Linked DNA regions of Homo sapiens: region 1 is linked to region 2. Evidence: read pairs that join two places in POLR2A ChIA-PET (ENCODE). Cell type or tissue: Caco-2. All regions are shown on one strand. Links, peaks and the distances in the headings refer to the core of each region. The heading gives the core; the rest is flanking DNA.

The links. ChIA-PET counts read pairs that join two places held together with the same protein. Peaks named below come from ENCODE experiments on the same cell type or tissue, not always from the same donor. Only the 100,000 strongest peaks of a DNase experiment are listed, where the experiment ranks them.
Region 1: POLR2A ChIA-PET joins it to region 2 with 5 read pairs; 1 of 35 experiments calls an interaction of 5 or more read pairs at or near these places.

The regions. Positions count from the first base shown.
Region 1 is chr3:46,938,072-46,945,975 of GRCh38, forward strand. CCDC12 (coiled-coil domain containing 12) reads right to left here. Exons shown (of 7, transcript NM_001277074.2): 2 at 2,927-2,994. LOC124909375 (a long non-coding RNA gene) reads right to left here and starts at 685. Exons shown (of 2, transcript XR_007095901.1): 1 at 652-685. RefSeq lists enhancers at 1,726-2,227, 2,228-2,727. In Caco-2, for the core only: no CTCF peak of the experiment used is centred there; a DNase peak (open chromatin) is centred at 5,298; H3K4me3 peaks cover 73 bases.
Region 2 is chr3:46,707,138-46,715,041 of GRCh38, forward strand. TMIE (transmembrane inner ear) reads left to right here. Exons shown (of 4, transcript NM_147196.3): 3 at 1,989-2,138; 4 at 2,442-3,749. The coding sequence ends at 2,551. It overlaps PRSS50 (serine protease 50), which reads right to left. Exons shown (of 6, transcript NM_013270.5): 4 at 7,081-7,364; 5 at 5,764-5,930; 6 at 4,980-5,345. The coding sequence ends at 5,109. Among named protein-coding and RNA genes, the nearest start is that of PRSS50, 6.8 kb to the right of the region's middle. RefSeq lists enhancers at 1-33, 6,790-7,039. In Caco-2, for the core only: no CTCF peak of the experiment used is centred there; a DNase peak (open chromatin) is centred at 4,474.

The sequences.
Region 1 (7,904 bases), core at 1,315-5,314, 230 kb after region 2:
AACCTGTTCCACCATGCTCCACTGCCTCAAAAGAGGCCAGATTAGAGCAAAGCAGAAGAATATGATGAGCTGAAGCAGAACCCAATTCAATGTCCAGCATGGTTGGTCCCTGGGCTGCGGTGAGAAAAAACAAAACAGGGCCCTGCACCTGCCCAGCTCAGTGGGCTCAGGACAGGGCCTCAGAGCAGGTCTTGTGCTCCACTACAAATGACCTGTAAGACCTAACAGGAAGCAGGTCCTCACATGGCAGGGCCTCTTTTATCTAGAACTCACTGACAGGAGCCTGGAACTACACATGCCCTTTGGTTTTTTTCCCACAGTTTTCATTATGATATATCTCAGGCACACAGAAAAGTCCGGAGAATAACCTAACACATATACTCACCTCCTGCAGAGTCAATAAAAGTAATGTTTTGCCATATTCCAGACAGGTTTGTTCCCCTCCTGTTTTTTTTTTTTTTTTTTTTTTTTTGGTACAACAAAATCACACATCATTGGCCAGGTCCACTGGCTCACACCTGTAATTCCAACACTTTTGGGAGGCTGAAGTGGGTGGACTGCCTGAGCTCAGGAGTTTGAGACCAGCCTGGGCAACCTGGTGAAACCATGTTGTTTTTGTACCAAAAATTAGCTGGGCATAGTGGTGCGCACCTGTGGTCCCAGCTTCTTGGGAGGCTGAGGTGGGAAGATCGCTTGAGCTTGGGAGCCACGTGGAGGTTGCAGTGAACTGAGATAGCGCCACTGCACTCCAGCCTGGGTGACAGAGCGAGACCCCATCTCAAAAAAAAGAAAAAAAAAATCACACATCATAGAGCCTTTCCCTAATCCTGTTTCCTCCTTGCTTCCCCAGACAGCAATCGGAGGCATCACTCCTCATGTATGTGTTTACACTTCTGCTTTCGCTTTCTTGGCAGCACCTGACACTGTATCACACGCCTGCTTCTTCGTTAACAGCCTGTCTCCTTCCAGAAAATGTCAGCTCCATGAGGGTAGGGGCTGTACTTTGTCTGCTGTTGCCTTCCAGGGGCCCACAATGGTGCCCTGCACAGAGCAGACAACCAATAAAGTCAGTACTTGCCAACTGAGTAACACACATATATCATTTTGTGTTCCTAAATTTGATATAAATGTTCCTGCCCTGTATGCCTCAATTCTGAAACCTGCTTTTTTCCTTCACTCAACACCATGTTTGAGATTCACAACCATATGGTTCAACATTCAAGCCTCTTACTGTATGACCCACCCACCCACCTGCTAAACCAGCGACCCTTCTCTCTCATCGAGGAGGGGGAGGGGTGGGGATCAGAGAAAACACCACCAGCAAATCAAAGCCCAGAAACTGGAACTCAGGCTCCAGCCAGAGTTCCAGTTTTTGAGAAACTAAGAATAAACCAGAAGACCAAAGGGCCTCTAATATGTAGTTACCACAGAATGGGGGAAACTGTGCCAGCACCCACCCATAAAGCCACATATGTTGGGGTCACCTGGCAAAGGAGCAACTAACTGGCCTTCATCTTCCCATCACCAGCCAGGGACCTTCAAGAGCTGGGGGCTGAGGCCCAACAAAAAGCCCCAGGCCCAGTGCCGGCAGACCCACTCACTGTTTAGCATCACCAGCCTCTAAGCATAGAGCTGGTAGCATGTCTGAACCCGAGTAGGGGGCATGGACTCTGCAGGGCTCTCAGGATGGTGTGAAAACACTCTGTAAGTCGTGTCTGTGATTGCTCCTGATTACAAAGGCAGAGATGAGGCCCGCATGTGGGGAGGTTCTACTCATACTGGTGAAGGTGAAAAAAGGCTGTGGCATTAGGAAAGCCTGCTCTGGTGTGGCTGCCCAGCTTCCTCTAAAGAGCATTCCCTCCCCTCCCGCTCCCCCTGGGCAAAGCAGAGCCTAAGCCCATCAAGATCTACACCCCCCTGTGCCTGAAGGAAGCTGCTCAGAGCAAAGGAAATCAAGGCAACCTGTCCAGAAAGACACACAGTCTGGCCCCAGGAAGAGAGCCCCATCTCAGGGCTAGGCATGGGAGGGAGGACATGAGACCTCTGGAACTGCTGACACGGGAGTGGTAGTCAGACACTCTGCTCACAAAGATCAGCAGCACAGCTTTGCCTCGCTCACCCCACACACTGGTTCCGGCAACAGTTTCCAGGCTCCAGATTTTTGGGAGGCAAAGCAGCATCTGAGGCTCTGTGGAGGTTGCAGCCCTCAAGACTGCGGGGGAAGACCTTGTGCCTGCAATCACGAGGGAAGTGTACCCAAGACCCTCACGTGTGCTGTGTTTAGGCAACTTAAGTGGACCCAACCAGATGAGAGTATTCGACAAAATAAGATAAATACTACAGAGGGAAATGAAGCCAGAGGGACACAGACAACGAGAAAGGCGCCCTTTGAGCTGAACTCTATGTGAAGACCCAGACATCAAAGGTATAGGAGAGATGAGAAGGACCTCCAGGCTGAGAGGACGGACAAAAGACTGGTCAGGAAATGCTGAGTGGCCAGAGGTGGCAAGGGCCGACCACAAAGGGCTCTGGCTAGAGGGAAACCAGAGGAGGTTGGATGAGGCTAGATGGTCCAGGCAGAGCTTCACATGCCAAGTGCAGAAGGGGCACTTACTCAGTAGGCAATGGAGAACCACGCCACAAAAGGTGTATGAGAAGGGTAAAAAGGCATAATGTAAGGGCTAGAAAGAAAATGCTGGGGGCTGAGTAACAGCCAAATGGAAAATGAGGGAAAGGAGGCAGAGAAGGCCTCGACAAGGGCCTTCTGAGATGTTGAGATTTTAAGGTCTGAACAGGACAGCCATGGGCAGAAAGAAGAGGGGAGGGAACAGGGCAGACACTGAACAGAGTTGGGAGGACCCAGAGACTGGGAGACCGATGAGTGCTGGAGGAGAGAGCAGACCCTGGAGCTGCACACGGGCATTACCTGTGCTTCTCGCCTTCTTCCTCCTCTTCTCTGAGATGCTTGGTCTTTGGCTCCCCATCTTCCTTGTCCTGCAAAGAAAGGGAGAAAACCACCAGCTCAGTTGAAAGCTCCTACTTCCAGTCCACGTGGCCCAGGGAGCTAAAGAACAGGACATCTCAGAAGGGGGGCACCTGGCAGGGCCCAGCTTGGTGTCCCAGACTCCAACAGGGTACACGCCTGCTGCATCTCATAGGCACAACTGGAGCCTCATTGCCTGTGCAGAATTTAAAAATCCATAACTCTTGGCTGGGCGCGGTGGCTCATGCCTGTAATCCCAGCACTTCAGGAGGCCGAGGTGGGCGGATCTCGAGGTCAGGAGATCGCAACCATCCTGGCTAACACGGCGAAACCCCATCTCTACTAAAAACACACAAAAAAATTAGCTGGGCGTGGTAGTGGGCGCCTGTAGTCCCAGCTATTCGGGAGGCTGAGGCAGGAGAATGGCGTGAACCTGGGAGGCAGAGCTTGCAGTGAGCCGAGATCAAGCCACTGCACTCCAGCCTGGGCGACAGAGCGAGACTCCATCTCAAAAAAAAAAAAAAGCAACAAAAAAAGTCCGTAACTCCAGCCCAGTCCCAGGTACCTGGTAGCCCTTAGAGAACACTCACAGAAAGAGCTGGATGGCTTTAGGTGGTGAGAAATGCAGCCACTTGGTGCCATGGAGGGGCCATGCTGGCAGGCCAGCAGTCACCTTCATGGGTCTAGACAGAACCACCTGCTAAGCTAGGAAAGACTGGGGAAAGAAGTTACCAGCAACCAGGGCAGGATGAGAGCTCAGGCCTCCTGAGACACCTTTCAGGCCAGAGTCCTCTCCAGAAATACCTATTTGATTCGCTTTAGAAGTAACATGAACTAGGACCAGGCTTGCAACAAGATTCACTGCCTAGGCCTATGCTATATTCAGGGAGACAGAGGCAAGGGGAATTAGTCTGAAGTTTCCATGAAAATTTTCTTAATCTGGTTCTTTTGACTTCCCACCAACTGCACCTCTTTTTGAAGTCTACAGAGTCATGTTCATCTCAACCTTGACATGTTATGCTTGTTCTCAGGTGCACTGGGGGCCACAACAGAAGGAAACTGCCATACTGCTTCCACCTGAAGCAGAAAATGTCTTCCTGGACTTTATCCTTTATTATGTGATTACCTCTGTTAGGTCAGCCTGCCTGTGGACAAACTGACGCAGGGCGTGTGTGCACATGCACAAATTCGTGTGACCACACCTGGGGCCCAGGGCATGGACTGAGAGGCCCCAAGACAGAGCTGTCGTGGGTCTCCCTGCATGCCAGGGTTGGCACTCCAGAAGGTGACAATGCTCACTTCACTATGGCAGCGTCCTGCCTTTGACTCTCGCAGAGCAGTGTTCTAAGAGAGATCTGTGAGCTCCTTCCATTGGGAGCCTGCTCTGGTGGACACAGAATGCGCTGGAGCCTGCATATAAATTATAAGTAAAACAGCTACTTGAACTACCTTTCCTAGACATTTATTTATGCCATTGACAACTGCCTTCCTAAGAATGGTATCTGCTTTATGTGGAGACTGCAGGCATCAACCAGACCCTGCCATTCCTTGGCCACACAACCTCCGGGGAGCAGACTACCAAAACCAGGTCGGAGGCCTGGCCCAGAGAAAGGCTTCTGTCATGAGAACAGATCAACATGCCCCCCACCCCAACTCAGGGCAGCTCATCTCATGGCAACGAGGCAGCGAGAACAAAATAACTGACCAAGTGACAGCAGCTACACGAGAGAGGTCAACATGGAACGTGGTTCTTGGGCGATGGGTGAGAGGTTTCCTACTGAGAGATGGGCTGGGCAGAATTGGGTGATACAGCATAGGGGGAGAGAAGTGGGAAGGGCATTCCCGGTGGGAAGCAGAGCTTGAACAAAGGCAGGGTGTGGTCTGAAGAGCATGCAGGTGACTGGGGTTGGGGGAGGGGGTGACAATGATTGCCAGGTAAGACAGTCAAGGCAGGCAATGGCCGAACACAGAGGGCTCTGGCCGGTGTTCTTAAGCAATGGAGAAACCGAGGAGAGACTGGAGAGAGTTCACTGACCTCTGCTGGGGAAGGCAGGCCCTGGGGTGGACAGGCAGATGCTTGGTGATGGCCAAAGAGGGAAGGGAGAACAGAGTATAAATGCTTCACTGAGAAACAAGTCAGGATTCTCCAAATGGCTCCCAGGGCTGCTGGGACCTGGACGGGGCTTCCACAAGGGCCCTGCTGACACATGCAGCCCTCCCTGACTAAAGACTAGCCGATGAAGCAAGCCAGAGCCTGCAAATTCTAGCAAAAAATTCCTTCCCAACTCCCAACCAGCGGACACCCTGAAGGCTACTCCCTGCAGTGCCTACCTCAGGGGAAGGAGCGGCAGACACCTGCCCTGGGTAAGGGCAGAGAAGGAAAAGCAGAAAGGGCTCTTCTTTCCCCACACTGGGCTAGTGGGGCAAGACCCCCAGCCACAAAGACGACTCCTTTCCACAGGGGTTCTGTTAACCCGAACCACCTGGCAGAAGTAGGTGGGGACTACGGGAAAGTGTCCAGCCTTTGGGAGGAGTGCTTTGCAAATACCATGCCCTTTCTCGGCTCTCAAGCAAGGTCAAACAGCTGTCACCACCCTCCTGGAGCCCCAGAGACATTCAAGTGCCTCAGCAAAGGCCAAGTTATTCATTAATAAATGAGAAAACACCCAACTATCTAAATGACTTTTAAAAATGCCCAGCAATCTGGTGGGTGGGGGGCAGCACTAGCTCTGCAGACAGCATGAGGTTAAAAATGACCCCAGCCTGGGATGCTGTGCAAAGAGCAGGGGCTCAAAAAAGATAAAGATCCACATCTGTGGCAGGAGCAGGTGAACAAATGAACAGGCCACACAAGTGGGGGAGATAAGGTGTACCTCAGCCTTCCTGACAAAGAGTGATTCATAAATAGGACAATGGGCATTCACGGGAAGGAAAATCGCTTTTGGTGACACTGGCCTGAATCACAAGATAAGGCCCTTTGCTGCCCGGGATAGTGGAGGGAAGCGCAGACCACTTGAAGCTCACCCCTACCTGAGAGACTCAAAGAGCCTCAGACCTGGAGGGCTCGCAGGATCACCCATTCTAGGTCCTCAGTTTAAGCCATGGGAAAACCTGGGAAATGGCAGTCAGGGAAAAGGAAAAGATTTGTCCAAAGTCACAGAACCCATCAGCGGTAGCTGCAAGTCTGGATCCAGGTCGTCCTGATGCCTGGCCCTCAGTCTTGCCAAGGAGACGAGAGAGAGGCTATCAAGAGTGGAAGAGTGGCGCTGAGTTTCTAAAGAGCTCTGATTCTACCCGCCTCTCCTGCGCTCCCCACACAGTTCAGACCTGGTCCCATGTGCTCAGATGCGGCCACAGCCAGCCCAAGTCCAAGCCTAGGCCCTGCTGGACACTCAGTAGGAAAGCAGGCAAGGCCCTAGGTGCACAGCCTCCCCAGGAATTTAGAGACACTTCGCTCACCCTGAGACCTTTAAATCAGACTCAATGCCTCACCACCCCCACTCCCCACTCAATACCCTTCCCAAATCTTGCCATCTTCTCCCTCCTTCCCAATCCCTAGTCTCGTCTACCACCTCCTTAGCTCCCCACCACAACCAAGCCCCCAGCCATTCCCCTCCACCCCTGCCTGCCAGCCAGCCTTCCCCTCTACTCTGGAGAATACAGCTGCCTCCTGCATTTTTCCCTCTCTTTCTCCAACCTGTCTCCCCTAAGTCTCTCTTCAACTTATCAATCCACATTCCTGGCCTCCTCTTCAAAGATACTGGTCAGACCACACTGCACCTCCGCTCAAAGCTCTCACTGGGTCTCCACACCCCCAGGACAACAGCCATTCATCTCGACCTCACATCTGCTCTGTCCAGAACACTCTTACACCCCACATTTTGTCTCAAATCCTGAAATATCTACTCTGATAACCCCCAAGAAAACACACCATCTGGCCAGTCCTAAAGGCCAGGCCAAAGGCCACCTCCTCAAAGCAGCCTTCTAAGATTCCCAGGCAAAAGAATCCTCTGGGCCTACCCAGTGCATATCAGGGTCTGACCGTAGGCCCAGGGCACAGGCCTGTGGCCATTCCTATTCACATGTAGGCTTTACTACCCCTTCCCTTCAAGAACCTCTCAGCACGGGGCATCTCCTAGAGCACCTCAAGGCCTAGCCCAGAGCCTGGGCTAGACAACCTTCAGAAATGCTACCAATTTAACTGCTACCCTCTCCACCAACTCCAGAAGAGTAAACCTCAGGAACGCTGATGGCTGGAGGGCAGGAGAGTCATGGTCTGGGCTGGGGCCCTCCCCATAGCCTATCTGCCTATTAATGGAGGTACTCCCCCATTTCTCACCCCTGCCCACATCTCCACACCTAGACCTTGCACCCCTGCCCTCACCTCCTCCCAGAGCCTTCAGCAGGAAGAAGCCTTTGAGGCAGGATTTCAGGGGGTCTCAAATACAGCCCTGCTCAGGACAGAGTCTGACTGACCTGTTTCCTAATGTTTGAAATCCTTTTTATCAGGGACAAAACTGTTACAAATAAAATTAGAGCTGTGCAAAGTTGGTATTGTTTCTTCCTTAAATGTTCAACAAGACTTCAGTGAAGCAATCTTGGCCTGAAGTTTTATTTGGGAAAATATTTGTTATAGGACTGTATAGATTTTCTATTTCTTCTCCAGCCAGTGTTATTAATTTATGTCTTTCAAGATGTCTGTTTCACCTAAGTTATTGAATTTACTGGCACAAAGTGACTTATATTGTTCTCTTAATAGCCTAATGTCTGTAAGATCTGTAGTGATGTTCACTGATATTGATAATTTGTGTCATTTTTCTTTATCAGACCAGCTAGAGGTTTATCAATTTTGGGACGTGCCTCCATCTCATCTCCTCAGACTCGGTGTTTCAACAATGGCTTTGCTCCTCAGTCACCTCTC
Region 2 (7,904 bases), core at 2,160-6,159:
GCCTGCAGCCTCAGCCAGGTGTCCAGAGAGGGAAACAGCCCGCTGCAGGGCTCGGGGGTCATCTGCCCTACAGGAGCCACAGGCACAGCCTAGGATGCAGGTCTACGGAGCAGCAGGGAGAGCACTGTGGGCCTCAAGACACAACAAAGGTGCCTGGGGCCACATGAGAAAATTGCAGTGTCAGACCCCAAGCGGCACTTGGACATCAACCACACAGACCATCTCTAACCCCATTTCCTAGAAAGGGTAAAGGATAGTCCCAAGACACCTGAGCAGCAGGCAGCACTTGTTACCTTCCATTGCCGGATCTAGGCAGTGGGGGCAACACAGCTCCCTCTCCTGGGGGGAAACATTTTTCCTGCTTCCCAGTCTGCCTGGGCTGTTATTGGAGCATCACCCCCAAAGCCCTGCAGGAAAAGGGGCTGGGGCTAGATGGGGTGCCCCTGGAGGTCTCCTCCAGCCCCAGGGACTTATATCCCAAGCCCCTGCCTGGGCCCTGGAACTTGACCCAAAGCTCTTTGCATCTCCCCTTCTTTGAAGAGAAGCAAACAGGCCAGGCTGTGCGGGGCAGGCCTGAAGTGAGGGGTGGTGTTTGAGCCCGGCTCTGGCTGCCGTCAGTGGCCCACTGAGCTCCTTAGGAAGCCCCAGCCTCCCGGGGCCTGGGACCAGCCTGCATGGAGCCTGAGTGGGCATAGTCCCAAGGAGGTTCCTGGTGGGGTGGCTAGAAGAGGTGGCCTAAGCCGGGAGGGTTAGGATTGGGTACCAACTTCGAGTCTCAGGCATGAACACAGGTTCTGGAGAAATCCAGGACCCAGCTTCTTGGATAAGGCCTGCTGTCTGCTCAGGTCCACCCCTGGACAGTCGGATCTATAGCTGGGGCCCTTGTGCAGCACCCTCCTCCAAGTGTATGCCTGGATGCTATTGGCTCCCCAATTCATTCACTCTAGTCCAGTCCTGTTCCCAACAGCAAAGGCTTTGAGATCATCCCATTCATTCATTCATTGATTTTTTTCTTTTATTCTGAGCCTGGGTGAGACCTAGTAGGACCACAATATTTGTCTGAAGGGGTTCTGACTTGGTTGCATAAAATGACCCCAGAAGGTACTCCAGTCCAGGCTACATAGATCTGATCCATCTTCCCCAAAATAGACCTGGTTAATCCTCCGTGGGCCCTTCTGCCCCCAGGAGTCTGCCAGGAAGTTATGTCTGGTCATCTGATTTATAATAGGAACCAGCTCCATCCCCTCCTCTAGGGCTGGGGCCAAGGTGGTCAGGCTGTGGGGGCCTTAGGAAAATAAACTCAGTCCAGCCAGGTCCTGGCAGCCCTAACCTGCCCTACCCATCCCTAGACAGGCCAGCTCCATGACCTGGCCCAACTGGCGTGGGTGCAGCTGCCCTCAGCCGGAAAACCACTCCTGAAATAACTCCGTCTGAGGTGAATGCCTCAGGGCAGGGTCTGTGCCCTCTCATGGGCTCCCGCCCTAGCCAGGGAGAGCCCAGGGATGTCCTCAGGGAGGCTGAGGAGGACATGCAGAGCCACGTCCTCTCATGACTGAGGCAACTTTGGCCTAGCTCTCAGTGGTGTGGGAAGGAGAAGCTAAGTTGCACACCCGGAGGCCTGGGTTGGAAGTGCTGGATGGCCCCCAGGAAGCTATGGCTTAAGTCATGGTGCAGACCTCTGCCTTACCCTCCAGTGACTCTCAGTCTAGTCAGAAAGACCCTCAGGACCAGGACTGGTGACATAATTTAGCCAGGGTCCCTTCCAAGCACGGGGGCCTGTGCAGCTGCATGAAGTCAGCCCTGCTTAGGAAAGCCACCTTGGTCATCATAGGGTCCACAGGGGTTTTGTCAAGATGCTGAGCCTCCTGCCAGGGTCTGGTGGGTGAGACACATGTGGGTGGATGGGGGCGGGCCTGAAGGAAGGCGGATGCCATTCCTTGGGTCTCTGAACCCCAGCCCCAGCCAAGCCTGCTCTGTCCTCCCTACAGTCATCACGCTGTGCTGTGTCTTCAACTGTCGTGTGCCACGGACCCGGAAGGAGATCGAAGCCCGGTACCTGCAGCGAAAGGCAGCCAAGATGTACACAGACAAGCTGGAGACTGTGCCACCCCTCAATGAGCTCACAGAAGTCCCAGGAGGTGAGTTGGCCCTGGCTTGAGCCCTGCTGCGCCAGCCAGTTCCTCAGTCCTGCTGCCTGGAGTCACCCTGTTCCTCTGCTCCAACCAAAGCAGGTTCAGGGAGGGGCCCCAGCCCTGCCCCTGGAGACCAGAGCACAGAAATTGGTTGGCATGAGGCAAATAGAACGATGAGCCTATTCTCCAGTAGGAAGAAGGAAGAAAAAGGCAGAGTGTAGGAGGTTCTGGGGCTCTTCCCCTCAGGACAGTCAGACCCCAGGACCTTGTCTCACCACTATCACATGGTCTCTTCCCCCTGCCCCACAGAGGATAAGAAGAAGAAGAAGAAGAAGAAGAAGGACAGTGTGGACACAGTGGCCATCAAAGTAGAGGAGGATGAGAAGAATGAGGCCAAGAAGAAGAAAGGAGAGAAATGAAGACATCCTGGGCAGCTTGGGCTGGCGGGCCCTGGAGCTCAAGCCGTGGCCGGGGTCCAGGCATGTTGGACTCTGAGCTCATTTGGGGACCACAGAGGCTGTGGTCAGAGAGGGAAGCTGAGGCCCATGGCCACATCCTCATGGCCCATCAGGGGCAGGAACCAGACAATCTCGTAGGTGTCCTGCCCCCCAGCCTAGGCTTGGCTCCTTTCACCCCATCCACATGGGTACTGTCTCGGCAGAGGTGGTCTGGTGCCACCGTCCCTCTGCAGATACACTGCTCTCCCCACCCAGACCTGCCTGTCTCCCACCCTTTCTGCCAGGGATGGCAGTGGCTGTGAAGGAGTAATGGGATATGGGGTTACTTCAGCCACCCTTTCTGGCACGAAATGGCTGAAGTGCATGGGTCAGGGTGTGAGGCCACACCCAGAGTAGCCATGAGGAGGCAGAGAGGGTCACTGGGGGACACTGTGGCAGCAGGAGGGACTCTGTCTGGCCAGGGAGGAGCCCCAGTGGTGAGAAGACTTCCCCAAGCCTGGCAGGGGATCCAGCTCAAGGGAGTAAGTAGAGGTGGCTTCAGAAATGGAACCCCCAGCCCAGCAGACATCAAGCTCAAGGCAATGGGCTACCCTCATTTCACACGTTGTGATGAAGCTGAGGCTGCTGCCAGGCCCGGCATGAGGCCCCGAGGCTCGAGCTCGGGGCTGGGGGCTGCAGGGCTGGGTCAGGGGTACACAGAGCTAAGGCCAATGGGCTAGAGGGTGCCGGAAAGAGAGCTGGAGTCTGGGCTCCTCTTGGGAATCAGAGTATATTTAAGAAGCCAAGGGGGACCTCGGGCTGTTCTGGTGGCCCCTTCTATGCCCAGCTGTGCTGGGAGGTCCCAGGGCCCTAGAAGATCACAGCAGGGCCTTCTGCCTGCTGACCATAACAGTGCCAGCTTCTTTGCAGCTTCCTCTTCTACCATTTCCCACTACGGGCACCTAAAAGAAGCATCTCTGACCAGAAGACAAAGGCCCAAATAGCACCTGGGGGAGGGAAGATGCACAGAGGCACTTCCAGATGGCATCGAACAGACTAAGGCTCTGAAACCTAGGCCTGAACACTAAGGTCTCGAGACACCAGAGGTTTCTGAGCCAGGAGAGCCTGCTGGAAAAGCAGCCTGCAGAGATTTGTGAATAAAGCTGATTGCCTTCTCAGAGCCAGGCCTAGAAAATGGCCTCCTGAGATGACCCCTCAGGATGCGCTATTCCTGGGGCATTTATGTGGAGGGTGATGCAGCAGTCAGTGACAGATGGCTCAGGCCAGGCCAAAGTCCCCTCCCTGACTCTTCTGCCAGCCTGAATTAGGATGAGATAGAGGGAGAAATGGGAGCCAAGAGGCTGAGGGGCAGCTGCAGTCACCTGGGCCCATCCCGGAGGCAGGCACAGGACTCGGGAGGGACGCTGCCAGCTCTCTGGGTGCTGAGTTCACAAGGCTGCATTCATGATTTTCAATAGACCTGTGATGGTCTGTGCCCAGTGCTGGGGACACAGAAGAGTCAAACCTGGCTCCTGACCTGGACCTGGATCATCACTGTACAGGGAGGAGAGTGATCCAGGCTGATGAGGAAAGCGCATGACATGGGGTCTTAGGAGCAGTGAGGGGCAGAGCCATGGCCAAAGGCCCCGCCATGGAAGCTGAGGACTCTGACACCAGATGGAGGCAGTTGACCGACCTCTGCCCTTGGGGTCCAACCCATGGGCTTCTCATACATAGGGGTGAAAAAGGCCATTCTATTTATGCAGAATTTTCCCATGTGGCCAGGCAGCAGAAGTCCAGAGGGGTAGGGGCCACTCAGGGTCACACAGAGCAGCAGTTGCTGAAGACTGGGGAAGTCCAGGCCTAGGCTCCACCTGCCCTTCCCCTGACATGGGGCCACCACTAGCCTTTTATGGGCAGGCCTGGCTGCTGGTGGTTGGAATAACATCTGACTCCAGTGGGTGTCTGTCACTGTCTCCAGACAGGAGACAGAGACAGAGGGTCAAAGTTCACTATGGCTCTTTGGGGCAATGAAATGCTGTGTTCTAGCCTCTTGCCAGAAATCAGCCAAAGTCAAGGAAAGCCCGACTCCCACAGTTATCACAGAAAGAGCACCCACTTTCCAGCCCAGACAGCTGCACCCCAGCTGGGTCCTGGCAGCCCCAGCTTCAGCCTGGGCGGTATGTTCCAGGCCCCTCGATCATCTGACCCTAATATCACCCCTTCACACCCCCTCCACCTTCTGCGGGAGCCACCCCGAACCTTTGAATGGGGGAGATCCTGGAGGCTCTGCAATTTTCAGTGTAAACTGCCTGGAGTTCCCCACTTCACCCTCATCTGGTTCACCTGTGGACTCCCAACAGAGCAGGCCCAGGAAACGTGGGGCCTCTGAGGCCGGGGAAGAAGGAGGCATGGAAAACAGTAATGTTTAATTGAGCACCTCATCTCCACCCTGACTCTCAGGGCTGTGACAGCTGCACCCACAGCAACCTGGGCACGGAGGCAAGGGGGGCCCACAAGTGAGGGAGGGCACACAGAGTCAGAGGGCAGCAAGGAGGCTGAGGGGCAGTGGGAGTGCCAGGAGCAGGGTCCTGGATGGGGCTGGCAGGGCCAGGGCCTGCCCGTTGAGGCAGTCCCAGATCCAGTGTTGGTAGGAGGAGACCTGTAGGTAGATGGGTGGGGCCTCGCTCTTCTGGCAGCCTGCACCCCAGCTCACCAATCCCACCAGGTACCACGTGCCCTCCATGGAGCAGACCAAGGGCTCTCCAGTTAGCTCCTGTGGGAAGGGTTGGGGGAGTAAGGGTCAGGGAGGCCAGGCAAGGCCAGAGACGACCCAGCTCCAGGACAGGCGGGATGTCCTCACACCACACCTCCACAGTCCCCCAGTGCCAACATAGGTGAGAAGTGCTCCAGACCCAGGAGCTCTTCCTCAAAGGGTTTCATCCCCCACCTCTTAACACCCACCCTCCATCTCCCCACGGACCCCCCACTCCTCTCACCTCCAACAGCCATCCCCATTCCCAGCCCCCATCTGTTTCCTCCCAGTCTCCCCCGACATCCTCCATCCCCATATCCCAGAGTCCTGCCCACCCCCTTCCCTTCCCCTACCCAACCTCCACCGTTCCGCTCTCCCTCCCCAGATGCCTCTCCCCCAGGTGCCCCTGAAGGGGAGTGAGCGAGGAGAGGCCGCTCACATAGCAGAACTTCTCCCTGTGGGTGTCCTCCGCACACATCATCTGGGACTTGATGATCTGAACCAGAGTGGGGATTTTGGTGAAGTTGTGGTAGAAATTGTCACACTCTTTGTTGTTCAGGATGATGACTTCCTTCTCCTGAATGGTCCGGAACTGAGGCCACATGCCTGTGGGACAGGGCCCCATTTAGGCGCAGCCACTCACCGCTGCCCACTACCGCCAGCCTCACTCGTCCTCTCTCCACTGTTCCCCACGTCCCACCTTTTCTGCTTTAGCCACACACCTCTGCCCTCGTTCTAGCCCATACCCATCTAGGGCCCTCAACACAGAGCCCCCGGAGCAGAGTACCCCCAACCCAGCCTTGCCGGGCCTGCTCTCGCTTCCTGCAGTGCCCAGGCCACTGGGGCCCTTGACACCACCTCCACCACACTCGGCCTCTTGGCTTTTGCCACTCCTTCCCTCCTGAGGGCCTGCCAAGCCTTCCTTCTCTTCAAGCATCCCTTCTCCCACAGGCCTCTTCCCTGCTGAGCCTTCCCAGACCCCTCCATGGAGGCCAGGCACTGCTTCTTCCTTCTGCCTCCCTGAGTAGTGTGTCCCTGTCCCTGGCCTAAGCTCCTGGGAGACAGGAGACAGGCCACAGCAGGGATGACAAAGTCACTCCCAGGTCCTCCCACATGGGCTGAAGCCCCCTTGAGCTGTTTTGAGAGTAAGTTGGTTCCTTGAGGCCACAGGGAAGGGCATCTCTCTTATGGGCTGGGGACCCCCTGAAGGAAGTAGACAGTTCTAGGGTCCCCTGGATGTTCCTGAGAGAACACACCTGCTCTCTGGGCCTTGCTCCTGAATTGGGACGACCAGGAGTTGAGGCCCACTGAGGGGAGGGGAAACCATGAGCTCCAGCTGCAGACGGCCCCTAGCCAGCCATGTGGGCCTTCTGGGCAGCATTTTACAACACAGAAGACTGCTCCCCCGACCTCAGGTGCTCTGCTGCAAGCTGCCGATGCCTGGGCAGTGGGTGTGGACTGTGAGGTATTACTCTGTGCCTCTCTGCCTTCAAGGAAGTTCTGTTTACATGCCCTGGCCTGACTCAGGATTCAAAGGCAATCAGGGTCCCCTGAGGCTGGAGCAGCAGTGAGGTGTTCCCCACGAGATCCTCAAGGGGAAGGAGACCTCAGAGATGAGAGCCTGGCAGGAAGGTCCCGGGAGCGGCAGGCTCCCTGGGGAAGGTGCCTCAGAAACATCCATCTGTGGTGGCACCCTGGCCTGCACCCACGTCCTTTCTCACAGCACCCGCCCTGGTCTGCAGAGGCTTTGACTCACCGTCAGCCTTGGAAAGTCCCCAGCCCGTCACAGTGCAGCGGGAATGGTCCTTCAACACATAGTCCGTGCCAGGCAGGCAGATGGGCCGCACGTAATTGCTGTACTTGAGTTCCTGCTTGAGCTTGAGGAGGCCGATGTCGTTGGCCTGGCCCACCCAGGACCAGAACCGCTGGGCCCGGTACCTGCTATGCATGATGACCTGGAGCACCGGGACATCGGAGGCGGTCTGCGTCATCTGGTCAATCCACGGACTCCCCACCCTCACTGAGTAGATAACATCACGCCTAGGGGGGCCGTGAGGGGAGGCCATGATCAGCTCCAGGCCCCCTGCCCCAGCCTCCAGCCTGGGCCTTCCCCCACTCTGCTGCCCTCCCAGAAGATCCAGGAGGGGCCACCCACCCGCTTCAAGCCCCCTGAGCCTACTCCTCACCACAGACATGAACAGGGCCCTGCACACTCACTGTGTGGTCCAGTCCTCAAGACCCTTCATTTTATGGAGGGGGAAACTGAGGCTCAGAGAAGCCCAATGAACCACTCAGGGCTGCATAGCTAGGAGGCAGTGGAAGGGATGCGGACCCAGTTTTCTCTGGTTCCAAACTCTACTCTCAGTCCATAGCATGGACTCTTTCACCCCATGCTGTGCCCTGGAGGAGGCAATTCTACTCCTTCCAGCTCCATGGAATGTGCCATGGCCTGGCTATCTAGCTGCGCACCCCGGGGTACCCCTTGGAGTCTGTATGTTGGCCCTTAGGCCTGGAACACATTTCACTTGTCAGCTCTCACAGCCAGCACTCCTGGCCCCAAAACATCAGAACACTCCCTCT